Regions from separate parts of the Homo sapiens genome. Here regions 1, 2 and 3 are each linked to region 4. The links are chromatin contacts, found by Hi-C or POLR2A ChIA-PET in ENCODE. All regions are on one chromosome and are shown on one strand. The core of a region is the stretch at or near the end of the contact, and the rest is flanking DNA. Distances in the headings are between cores, read along the strand shown. Region 1 holds the start of LINC02541 (long intergenic non-protein coding RNA 2541). Region 2 has its middle 25 kb from the start of LINC02518. Region 3 has its middle 41 kb from the start of LINC02541. Region 4 overlaps LOC124901379 (a long non-coding RNA gene).

What was found. Hi-C counts contacts between places; a loop is a spot of excess contacts on that map. ChIA-PET counts read pairs that join two places held with the same protein, here RNA polymerase II (POLR2A). Pooled maps may share reads with other maps.
Region 1: a map of chondrocyte shows a loop between it and region 4 (2.3-fold over the local background). The contact joins the promoter of LINC02541 here to the enhancer-like site in region 4. A Hi-C loop is called at or near these places in 2 of 168 maps with a recorded cell type or tissue (cardiac septum and chondrocyte) and 2 of 50 pooled maps. POLR2A ChIA-PET finds 5 or more read pairs at or near these places in 5 of 52 experiments (BJ, GM12878, Panc1 and 1 more).
Region 2: a loop to region 4 is called in a map of sigmoid colon, with 2.0 times the contacts of the local background. The contact joins two enhancer-like sites. A Hi-C loop is called at or near these places in 1 of 168 maps with a recorded cell type or tissue (sigmoid colon). POLR2A ChIA-PET finds 5 or more read pairs at or near these places in 2 of 52 experiments (BJ and T-cell).
Region 3: a map of IMR-90 shows a loop between it and region 4 (2.2-fold over the local background). The contact joins two enhancer-like sites. A Hi-C loop is called at or near these places in 1 of 168 maps with a recorded cell type or tissue (IMR-90) and 2 of 50 pooled maps. POLR2A ChIA-PET finds 5 or more read pairs at or near these places in 4 of 52 experiments (OCI-LY7, T-cell, WTC11 and 1 more).

Annotation. Positions count from the first base shown.
Region 1 is chr6:113,648,710-113,651,685 of GRCh38, forward strand. LINC02541 (long intergenic non-protein coding RNA 2541) reads right to left here and starts at 1,366. Exons shown (of 3, transcript NR_125844.1): 1 at 1,306-1,366.
Region 2 is chr6:113,457,215-113,460,098 of GRCh38, forward strand. No RefSeq gene overlaps it. Among named protein-coding and RNA genes, the nearest start is that of LINC02518, 25 kb to the left of the region's middle. Within about 2 kb of position 1,282, at least 3 of the 41 ENCODE cell types and tissues checked have a DNase peak (open chromatin) inside an H3K27ac peak, as active enhancers do.
Region 3 is chr6:113,689,120-113,692,216 of GRCh38, forward strand. No RefSeq gene overlaps it. Among named protein-coding and RNA genes, the nearest start is that of LINC02541, 41 kb to the left of the region's middle. Within about 2 kb of position 1,717, at least 2 of the 41 ENCODE cell types and tissues checked have a DNase peak (open chromatin) inside an H3K27ac peak, as active enhancers do.
Region 4 is chr6:113,563,133-113,566,049 of GRCh38, forward strand. The region is part of intron 1 of LOC124901379 (a long non-coding RNA gene); the gene reads right to left. Among named protein-coding and RNA genes, the nearest start is that of LINC02541, 85 kb to the right of the region's middle. RefSeq lists enhancers at 948-1,712, 1,713-2,476. Within about 2 kb of position 1,664, at least 20 of the 41 ENCODE cell types and tissues checked have a DNase peak (open chromatin) inside an H3K27ac peak, as active enhancers do.

The DNA.
Region 1 (2,976 bases), core at 116-2,615, 85 kb after region 4:
AGTAATTAACATTGCTATCAGCAATTTCCTTGTATGCATCAACCAGTTGGGTGAACTCATATAAATATTCCTGCTGATTTCTCTATTAAAAAATGCTTAGAGAATAGACAATTTAGGAGATTACTGCTACTCCAGGAGTGGCCACTTTAGCAGGACTGTTGACATGGAGACTTTCCATGACCTTACACACATGTTGATAAGAATGCCTGTGGCCTCTGGTTCTCATCAGTATTGAGTAGATTGATAATATTCTCAGTGGTCTTCTCATAGCGAGTCCAGCAAACCATCAACAAAGTAAAGCTAATAAGAGAGGGATTTTTTAAAATCTTTCAGCAGAGAAGCATTAGGGCAAGTTATATTTATCTGATCATGTACTACTATTTCTCCCAGGGAGTGTGAGAGGATGGGGAGCCGATAGTGTTCCATGAAAGTAGAAAAGTTTTCTGATTCACCACAAAGATGAATTTGTTTTCCACATAATGAATGTGTAGTATTTGATTCTCCCCACACTAAAGTGGTTCGGTTTATTTTTACATCAAGTAAATTTTAGCCATCTCCCTTGCTTTATTAATACTCTCTAACCCAATTTCCTTTCATTTCAAAACCACCAATGGTGAGGAAGGGTAAACAATAAGAACGACATGTAAGAAATTGTGGTATCCAAAAACAAAACGAAAAGCCCTATTTGCTTTACCTCATGTCGTAATTTCCCAGACTTGTTCCTCTTGGCAGTGTTGAGCTCCGCGTTTTCTCCCAGGGAGCAGAGCAACTTCTTACAAAACCTTACTTCGTGGGTTTTCCCAGGTGCCTGTTATTTCCTGAGCAGCACATAGTAGCAGTCCCTTAATCTTTACAGTTCTGAAAGTTGGCAAAGTGCCTTCAGAAAGTCTTGTCTTATTTCAATTGATTCCTTTGCAACAACCCAATAGGAGTCAGGACATGTATCATTATTTCCAGTTTATAAACAGCAGAAACTTCCATTTCTAGAGGTACATAACTGGCTTACACTATGATAAGCCACGACATGGAGATCAGAACCCAAGTCTTTGGAGTGTAAATGAGGCAGTCTTTCCCCAGGACTCCTGTCCTCTTACCAATACATCAGTGAATGGCTGGAAATAAAAATTTAATAGGCAATGACTTCCTGCTGTTCTCTAGTCTTGCCTACCCAAATCCTCTTCACACTCAGAAAATGCACATGAGACACTATTGACAAAACTAAGTACAAGTTTCGAAGCATTGACCTTTGAATAGGAAGGAAAAAGAAAAAAGAAATTTGCAAGCATAAATTTGTATACTGCTTACCTCATAAGTTTTACCCTTTTTCCTCCAGACCAACCATTTCTTATAGTCTGTTCCTAACTCCTCCTGGCTTCTGCCTAGACTTGCTGCTGACAGCCTTTTTTGTCTGAGTAAGTTGTATTTGCCCCTGCAGACTCTGCTCAGACTTTTCCCAGGCTGGTCAGGAGAGTCCTCTTCTGATCCAGTCTATTTCTCTTCTTATCAAATTATTAAAATTTCTGCTAAAGTGTACATAACCCTCTATAGGATATGAGCCCATTTACGTTTCTTATTTATCTTGCGTCCTCTGTATTTAACTCAGTGCAGGGAATTTCAGCACTGAAATGTCTGTGGAATTAGGATTTAATAAGCAATGGTTTTATTGGCTAGGAAATAGCGGCAAACAAAGGTGAGCCTCCAGAGGTGTAACTTCCCTATCCAAACTTTCTCTGTGGGGACTGAGAACCTAGGAAGGGAATGAGTCACCTCCTTTTACACGTTGCCATGAGTTGGTCTAGAGAGGGGAGTAGAACAGACGGAGTGAGGCCAAGGGTCCTAGGATATAAGGGTACACCTGTGGGTACTGTGGTGACCATGGAGGTGCCCCATTCAAATCTTCCTTCCAGAGGACCCGCAGCAGAGAAGAGAGCTGACTAACAGCCTTCTGATGCCCCACCTTTAAGCTGGTTGCAGCGTTCAAACCAGATGCTACTTTCCACGGGCTGCTCCCAGATAATGGCATAGTGCAGTGGGGATAATAGGACCAGGCCACCTCTGCCTGACACAGAACTCCTCTAATGAGAAGCTTCAGGTCTTGGAGCCGGGGGATCCTCACTGGCCTGGCAGAGACATTCTTAGAGCTGCACTGTGGTCTGAGGCTCCTCCCAACTCCGTCCTTCCTTCTTGCTCTCCTTTCTCAGACCCGCATCAGGGGCTGAAGGCCATCCCCGACACCTCATGCTCCCTGCCCGTTTTTCCTAATAAATCTCTTGCTCATCTAATCCCATTTTGACTGGGTCCTTTTTAGAGGACCCAGACTGACAGAGATACTTCAAGATTTAGGGCTAAAAGTGTATTTTTTAAATGCCACTCAAAATCTGTAGACCACTATCCAGAATTTAACAATGCCCTACTTAGTCTTGAGCTGTGTAGTAGTTTAGAGTTAGAGCTTAAAATACAAGATAGAAAAATAGGTTCTGCTTCTGCACATCTGAGGTACACACAGGCAAAGTGGAGGGGCAAAGGAGCCCAGGCTGGCCTGCCACTGGTGCAAGAAGGATCAGGCTGCTGTGGAATCCTGTGACAACTGGACTGTGGCCAAGTCATCGGGGTACCACATGGGTTGAGGAGCACGGAGCAGGCCTCTGACAGCCACAGAATATAAATAACACAGCTGCCTCCGCCACTAGCCAGCTGAGGAGAGCCACAGAGAAGAGGAGAGGGCAAGAATTAACTTGCGCATCAGCCCCTGAAATGGACTAACACTTCCATTGTTACCTTGTTTTTAAAATTTTAATTTGGTATTTTGGCCGGGTGTGGTGGCTCATGCCTGTAATCCTAGCACTTTGGGAGGCCAAGCTGGCAGATCACCTGAGGTCAGGGATTCGAGACCAGCCTGGCCAACATTGCGAAACCCTGTCTCTACTAAAAATTCAGAAATTAGCCTGGTGTGGTGGCACATGCCTGTAATCCCAG
Region 2 (2,884 bases), core at 32-2,531, 110 kb before region 4:
CCATTCCCTGAGATTTGTTTTCTTAAAAGAAGGATGGAGGATGATGTTAGCTGGCAGCCAGGAAGTGGGTGTCACCGCCACAAAAGGTCAGTGGAGGGCTACAACCAGCATCATGGAAAGGGGCCTCTTAGTAAGGAAACATGGCCGTGCATTTCTCCAAGACCACGTGACAACCAAGAATCCTCTAGAGCTGGACAAGAGGAAATATTCCGGGAATGGCTTTGTGGTTGGCTGGACATTTGCACAAAGTCCTAAGAGAATTTTTAAGGGACCTGCCCAAACTCTGCCTGTCTATGTAAAAACTTTACTTGCATTCTTTGTTTCTTCATTTTCTACATTAAGACTGATGTCAAAATGAAACATAATTGGGCAGTTAGCAGCATTGCAAAAGCAATGAACTGAGATGTAACCCATTCATAAATAAAACCTATTACTTAATCGTTTACATTCATACAAGTATTTTTAGTTTTTGAAAATAACCAAGGAAATTCTCAGAAAATGTCAAGAGAAAAACTCAAAAGAAAGCCTCTCACAGACATGCAGGAGTCTGATAACAGTTTAAAATATTAATCTGACCTATTTTTTTTTTTACTTGTTACAACTTGGGCTTGCTCTAGATCATACCATCTTTAATTGGTGCGTTTGCTTTGCACTAGACTGTTTGCCTTTCTTCAGTTAACGAAGGAATTTTCCTGCATGAAATGATACAAACAAAGGTCAGATATCTGGGGCCAGAGTGTCAGCAGGAGCCCATGTTCTGGACTGTAAGGGGTAAATTACCACTGGTCACAAAGAAAAAGAGAGAGAGAGAGTAATTGGGTCTTGGTTTTCTGTTTTCCTGCAGGAAGATAATTGTGTTATTCACATGTCCATTTCCACTTAAGGAAAAAATAAACACATAGCAGATTACAGTATTCCAACACTCTGAATTACCCTTCTTTATCTCCATTTTAAAAGCGAAAGTCTTTTTCTATAACCGGTTAATTCCTGAGCTTCTGTCTTGTCTTCTTCCTCACTATGGAAGGATTTCTTCCCAGCACATGTTTATGTATTTTGAGGACTAACTAGTATTTCAAACTTCAGTATTCTTGCTTTTCTTTACCACACACTAATGAGAATTATTCTTGAATAACATTGTGCATTAATTATGGCTCCAGAGAGCAAGATTCCATTCAAGTTCAAGATAGGTTAATTCTAATTAGCATAAAGGTTAGAGATTGAATTTGAAAAGCTACTGTAATAAGCCATGAAACAACCAGGAAAACCACAGATTTTCTCTATGGGTAGTGATATATTGTGTTTGTTTATTTGTTAACACAAGCCGTAGTTCAGGAAGGGGCTGGATCATCAGACAGCAATGAGACCTGGAAAGGATGTGGGTAGTTGGACAGGGGCAGGGAGAAGAGAGTGCATTAAGAGGAATTAACAGAAAATATAATATGTAATCAATCCCTCAGCTCAGGAGGCAGCAATCTTTTCCTGTCAAAAGCCAGAGAGCAAATATTTTAGGCTGTGTGGACTACATACAATCTCTGTAGCCAATTGTTCTTTGTTTGCTTGTTTTTCTTAGAATGCTTTAAAAGATAAAAGCTATTTTTAATTTTTAGACCAAACACAAACAAGACGCATGCCAGACTGGGCCAATGAACTGTAGTTTGTGAACCCTGCTTTAGTCCATTTACACACAGCCATTAAAATTGACCTTTTTTAAAAAAAAAAAAAAAAAAGATTCAGAAATAAAGATGTCTAGTTGTTTAAAAATAGCTCAATCAGGTCATGGGTCAAATATGAGAAAACTTTTGGATTGTTAAAATATAATCCAGGGTGGGCCAGGCACAGTGGCTCATGCCTGTAATCCCAGCACTTTGAGAGGCCAAGGTGGGCAGATCACTTAAGGTCAAGAGTTTAAGACCAGCCTAGCCAACATGGTGAAAGCCCGTCTCTACTAAAAATACAAAAATTGGGTGAATGTGGTGCTGGGGGCCTGTAATCCCAGCTACTTGGGAGGCCGAGGCAGAAGAATTGCTTGAACCCAGGAAGCGGAGGTTGCAGTGAACTGAGATCACACCACTGCACTACAGCCTGGGTGACAGAGCCAGACTCCATCTCAAAAAATGAAAATAAAATAATAATAATAATCCAAGGTGTTAAGTCAAAGAGACAGATTTATTTGTGAGTTTTTGTTTTTTTCCCCCAACCCCCCCCCCAAAAAAAATTAAACTTAAAAAGGTGATTGTAGCGTCTAATTAAAGTTTTGGACTTCAAAAATAGAAAATTTACTCTTCTTTATCTATTTGTCTAAAATCCATGAAATATGTCGTAAGAGACCATAGCTGCCTAATATAGTCTGAGGACTGCCAGTTATATATTTCTCATAAATGCCAGGATAATGTTAATTCTTGGTTTGGCTATAAGAAAGGAGGAAGAGGATGAGAAAAACTAAGACAATATAATAACCACCAATAACCGATATAATTAACAAGCGTAAAGACTAATAATTAATAACCATTTAGCTGAACAGATGAGCTTTTAAAAGGCACAATCAAAGGTAAAAACTTTCTTTCTCATCACAAAAATGTAATCAAACAAAGACTACTTAATTATTTAAGATGAGTCTTACAAAAGCTAAGAGTCCTCCTCCATGGTAGGAGATGAGGTCACTGACCCAGGGATTGTAGAATGAAGGTTTTCTGAAATTCCCTTGCATTGCTTTAATGTTAGGGGGAAATACTTTTATCCTATCCCCATCTTAAACACCAAATTCCTTTAAAGTCTTTATGTGAATCTTGAATTCTCCCCTGCAATAGATTCTCACCATTTTCTTATCAAAGAATGGCCGATTCATTAAATTTCAATGAATGCTATTAAAATTTCAGTGGGATGG
Region 3 (3,097 bases), core at 467-2,966, 130 kb after region 4:
TGTGCGCCTGTAATCCCAGCTATTCGGGAGGCTGAGGCAGGAGAATCGCTTGAACTTGGGAGGCAGAGGTTGCAGTGAGCCAAGATTGTGTCACTGCACTCCAGCCTGGGCGACAGGATGAGATTCACAAAAAAAAAAACTGGTTGAACCATGATAACTTTAGTCAAACTAATTATTTGTGACTGTTACTTAGATAAAATTAATGAACTTGACTGGCTTAAAACCATAATATTTGTTTGCTTTTTTTTTTTAAACCAAATTTGGTGGAATTTGAATTTAGGTGGGTGTAGGAAAAAAATCAAATGCAATTTATATGTTTCAACATCAGCTTCATGTGTGCAGAATACTGCAGACTTCCTCGATACAGAGAGCAAGAGTGCAGTAAGGTCGGCCAGGCACGGTGGCTCACGCCTGTAATCCCAGCAGTTTGGGAGGCCAAGGCGAGCGGATCACCTGAGGTCAGGAGTTTGAGACCAGCCTGGCCAACATGGCAAAACCCCGTCTCTACTAAAAATACAAAACAAATTAGCCGGGTGTGGTGGCGTGCGCCTGTAATCCCAGCTACTCTGGAGGCTGAGGCAGGAGAATCACTTGAACCCAGGAAGCAGAGGTTGCAGTGAGCCAAGCTCGAGCCACTGCACTCCAGCCTGGGCAACAGAGCAAGACTCTATCTCAAAAAACAAAAGAAAAGAAAGAAAAAAGAGTGTACTAAGATCTACAGCTAGGAGGTGCTGGCTCCAAAGAGGTCACCTGGTGACTCAAACATCCACCTGCCACAGCACTGGCATGTGGAAAGCAAGACATGCATTCTCTGAATGCTGCTAATAGGGGTTCTCTCAACCTCTGGGAACTAATTTATTTGTGATTTCTGAAAATACATCAATCAAAAGAACATCAAAACTTGGGGGAAAAAAAACAACAAACTCCCTTCAAGGGCATACTTAAAAACAGACTGAGTTGCCGTGTGCGGTGGCTCATGCCTGTAATCCCAGCACTTTGGGAAGCCGAGGTGGCTGAACACCTGAGGTCGGGAGTTCAAGACCAGCGTGACCAACATGGAGAAACCCCATCTGTACTAAAAATACAAAATTAGCCGGGTGTGGTGGTGCATGCCTGTTATCCCAGCTACTCCGGAGGCTGAGGCAGGAGAATCGCTTGAACCAGGAGGTGGAGGTTGTGGTGAGCCGAGGTCACAACATTGCACTCCAGTTTGGGCAACAAGAGTGAAACTCTGCCTCAAAAAAAAAAAAAAAAAAACAGACTGAGTTGAAGAAAACCACCTCCTGTTATTGTAACCAAAATTTTGTAGCCAAAATGGAATCTTTTTATGACTATACAAATTGTGCTGTCTGGGAAGACTGAAAATTTTCTTGGCATTTAAAAAATATTGTATGAATAGGCTAAAATGTCCCCAGTTTCCGTAAAAAGGGAAGCAAGTCTTATTAAAAGTTTTAAGAAATGTATGATGGCTAGCTAAACAACAGTATCATATGGAAGATCTACAATTTTGAGAAATTTATGTCTGTTAACAGACCCAGTATATTTAGCCCAGTTCAATTTATTAGAATATCAATTCATTCTTTACACAATATCAATTCCAGAAGTAAAACAGTTGAGGGAGTATACTGTCTCTACAAGTCAAACAATAATACAGTTTAAATAACAAAACCAACCATGTGACAATCCAGTTATTTCAATTACTTAAACATCTGAATCATAAAAACCACAGAGCAGCCTGAATGATGTCATGGTACCTGGCATCCAGCTGGCTTTGAAACCTCTGCCTAATTGAAACTGCTTCTCCTGATATTGACTTAAATAGTGAATCTGTATCTTTTGACAAAGACGAACCAATGATACTAGGTAACCGTGAGTGCAACTGATGGACATATGTTAGTTGTAAAAAGTGATTTTTTTAATTGACAAAACCTGGATTAGTGAAAAGACAGAGTCAGCACAATGTCACTGTTACTCAAAGACACACACAGCTGTAAATGGAATCATCAATTAGTAAATTAATAAATTTATATTAATTACTCTCGAGAGAATAATGTGTGCTTGACTAATATTTTTATATGCTTTAATTCATTAAATTATACAATTAATAAATATTTGTCAGGCACCCATTATGCTCTCAAAGTGTTGTCCTTGCCCAAATGGAGCCTACATCTTGTTTCATAAGAATAATATAAGATAATTTGAAAACAACAATGTAAGATAATGCTCAATAAATGATTTATACAAGAGGTACAGCAACAATTCAGAGAATGCTGATATAAGTGTCACGTGATGTCTTCAGGGAAGTCCAGAGATGAAGTAAAAATCTGAAGGTGAGGTAGAGTTCCCACAGGAGGAATAAGAAAGACATTCGAATCAGGAATGGAGGCGGGAAGTACAGGTGAGCATGGTGAGTAAGCAAAGAGATACGGAAGAAGCACAGCCTTTATCTGGAAGATTAAGAGAAATATGTCAGGAACAGGCTGTCTACAGGAAATTTAAGCCAGGGTGCAGGTTTCATGACTGTAATCCCAGCACTTTGGGAGGTAGAAGAGGAAGGATCACTCGAGGCCAGGAATTCAGGGCCAGCCTGGGCAATATAGCAAGACTCCATCTCTATAGCAAGTTTTAAAATAAAAATAAAAAACACGTTTCAAAAAGAAAATGCAGAATATATTTAGAATAGTAGTAGTCTTTTCTTTGTTTGTTTGTTTGTTTGAAGACAGGGTCTCACTCTATTACCTAGGACGGAGTGCAGAGGTATGCACATGGCCCACTGCAACCTCCACCTCCTGGGCTCAAGAGATCCTCCGACCTCAGCCTCCCAAATAGCTGGGACCACAGGCACACACCGCTACATCTGGCTAATTTTTTTGTATTTTTTGTAGAGACAGGGTTTCACCATGTTGGCCAGGCTGGCCTCGAACTCCTGGCCTCAAGTGATCTGCCCACCTAAGCCTCCCAAAGTACTAGAATTACAGGCTGGGAGCCACTGCACCTGGCTGTAGCTGCCATTTCTGAGTTCTTAGTGTGTATTGGTCATTTTTTATATCACTCTTCTCAATTGCCCTGTGAGATAGGCATTATTACCCCTCTTTTG
Region 4 (2,917 bases), core at 414-2,913:
TTAGATACAGAGGTCACCAGAATGTCAGCACATTTATCATCAAGTTGTGGAGACTAAAGACCACCCATTCCTGCAGTTTGTGAGACTGGCACTTCCTTTCTAGTGTTGGCTGTTCACCTCTTAGTCCATAGGAGAGAGAAGCAACTTTCCCATAAATCTCTCTTTTGGTTTAACTTTACCAATATTCTGTTCCTTGTAACTCCCAATGCTGAAACAAACACAGACTCCTACCCCATGGCAGGAATTGTGCTACCTGCTGGGGTAATGAAGATAGATATATTAATAATAGTTTCCGCCTTCAAAAATCTCACAGAGCATCAATAGTAAATGTGGTCTTACTCTCACTTATTTGATTAATCCATAATTAATATATTTGAGCACATGTCTTTTCTCCTATGAGGAACACTGTTCATGCAGTTTGACACTGGAAATTCTGGCAAGACAGAGCGTTTATCAAGCTTTGTGGTTATGTGTATTAAATACAGACCTTTTAACTGCTACTGGTAACTTGTTTTTAACTATAGGATATAATCTCCTGATGTTATATTTAAAATATCATTTGATCCAGTAAAATTTAAATACCAATTAGAGACATTTTAGAAAAAAAAAAATTCTTTTGTTTGTTTTTGAGACAGGGTCTCACTCAGTCCCCCAGGCTGGAGTGCAGTGGTGTGATCATGGCTCACTGCAGCCTCAACCTCCTGGGCTCAAGTGATCCTCACACCTCAGCCTCCGAGTAGCTGGTACTGAAGGTGCTCACCACCATGCTTAGCTAATTTTTTAAAAAAAATTTTTAGAGACAATGTCTTGCCATGTTGCCCAGGCCAGTCTGAAACTCGTGGCCTCAAACAGTTCTCCACCTCAGCCTCCCAAAGTGCTGAGATTACAGCCACTGAGCCTGGCTAAAAAATATATATATATATATATTTTTATATATACATGTATATATATAATTTTTATATATACATGTATATATTACATGTATATATATATTTTTATATATACATGTATATATATTTTTATATATACATATATTTATATATACATATATATTTACATATATATACGAGAAAAAAAGTAACAAATTTCCCAGATAGTTAACAAGAAAGGAAGGAAATACTTTAAAAGTAAAACTTAAGATTTAAGTGATTTTTTTTTTTGCACTTTGAAAATACATCTTGCTTTAAACACACAAAATCTTAGCAGCTGGAAGCCTGTTATGTGTTTAATTAAATGGCCCACACATGTGTTTGTAATGCACAGCACTGTGGTCTGTGAACGGAATCCTGGAATCCCCGGGGTGTATGGTCAGCCTTTTGCCTCACTGAACTCTCCTCTGGAGGCCATGGGAAACAGGGTACTTGTTTGAGTTTTCTCCTCGGGTCCACATTTCCTCTATCGACTACTGCTGTGTAAACAGACTCATGTTCAAAAGGTGCTGGGCTCCATTGACCTAATCCACTCTGAAGTGCCAGATCTGTCCACACGTCCTCGGGATTAGGCCAGCATGGCCAGCTCACCCTGACTTTGCCTAAGGGATGGTGCAGTGGACTTGGACCTCCCCCAAGCCAGGTTCATCTGATTGGTTTCCCTTTTGCGCTCTTCTTCCCCTGGGAGAGGATATCCTCAGCATGGACTGGGGCCCACAGAGCATGGAAGCTGAAACACCGATTCTTCCTCAATGAGCTGAAGTTCTCCAGATGGCAGCAAGCGCTCGTCATGCAAATTCTTGGCAGCAGGGAGCCTGTCAAGTGGCTACTGCTGCTTATTGTTACCAACACTCCCCCACCCCCTCCACACAAATGCAGAAGAAACACCATCTGTCGCCTGTGGGGCTGAGCGGTTCTTTCCAAGTCCCTTCTAGTCAGTGCCGCTCAGCAGCCCTGCGCTGTGCGCACGGTCCAAACAGGAGTTGCCTCTCCTTGAGCCAGGGAGGACCCCGTCCGGTGCTGGCAGTTCTCTTCTTCCACGCCTCCTGGGCCTGGCCCCTCATCCAGGGCCGAGCCGGGGCGTTTTGCTAGCAGATTTCTCATAAGATAGTTATGTAACAAGAATAGGAAAACGATTGTGTTTCTCCCTTTAGATTCTGGGAAAGAAACAAGATGAACTGAGTTAGCAACGTGTCTCCATCACTAGTGAGAAATGTGAATAGAAGATAACTGGTTAAGGAGCACACTCCGGATGTGAAAAGCACAGCCTTGAAGTTAAAAGGTCGCCCATAACATCAGCGTGATTTCGGGTTTGTGTTCTCTTCTCTCCCACTGATGTTATGTCTCCTGATTAATGATGAACTCTCATAAGACCTAAAAACGTTCTGTACAAACGAAAGCTGTCGCCAAAAGACTCTAAGCTCTGGAGAAGGCTCAATATCTTGTCCATCTTTGAACTCCGAGACCATCCGTGCAGTCATTCAATAACTATTTTTTCTTGTTGTTGCTGTTGGATTTTTGTGGGATAGTTATATATACAAATACAAATGCAAGCAATAATAATATGCCATGTCATATCTGCGTTTTTAATGTTTTCTTTTTAACCCCAGAAAGTTGTTCATATGCCTCACCTCAGGTCATTCTATCTTCCTTTATCTGTGCAAATCTCCCATTTTATTTTTTAAAACATTTAGTATTAATTCCCCATAGACATAGACATCCCTAAAATGTAATCTCTGCCTTTCAAATCTACCTTTCATACATTTCCTTAGATGGATATTCCTGAAAAATATTCTACATTTGTCTTTTACATGTGTTTATTTTAATGTACATAGATTGAACTGTGATTGTATCAGTCCTGACTTTTTCACCATTCTTATCCTTTGAGGTCTATTCCATTGTCATTCTTCCTCACACAGATGTTACTTTCCCATGAAGCGTCTCGTTCTATTCCATTTTTTACTCCATGACTTGCATTAATGGGTAAA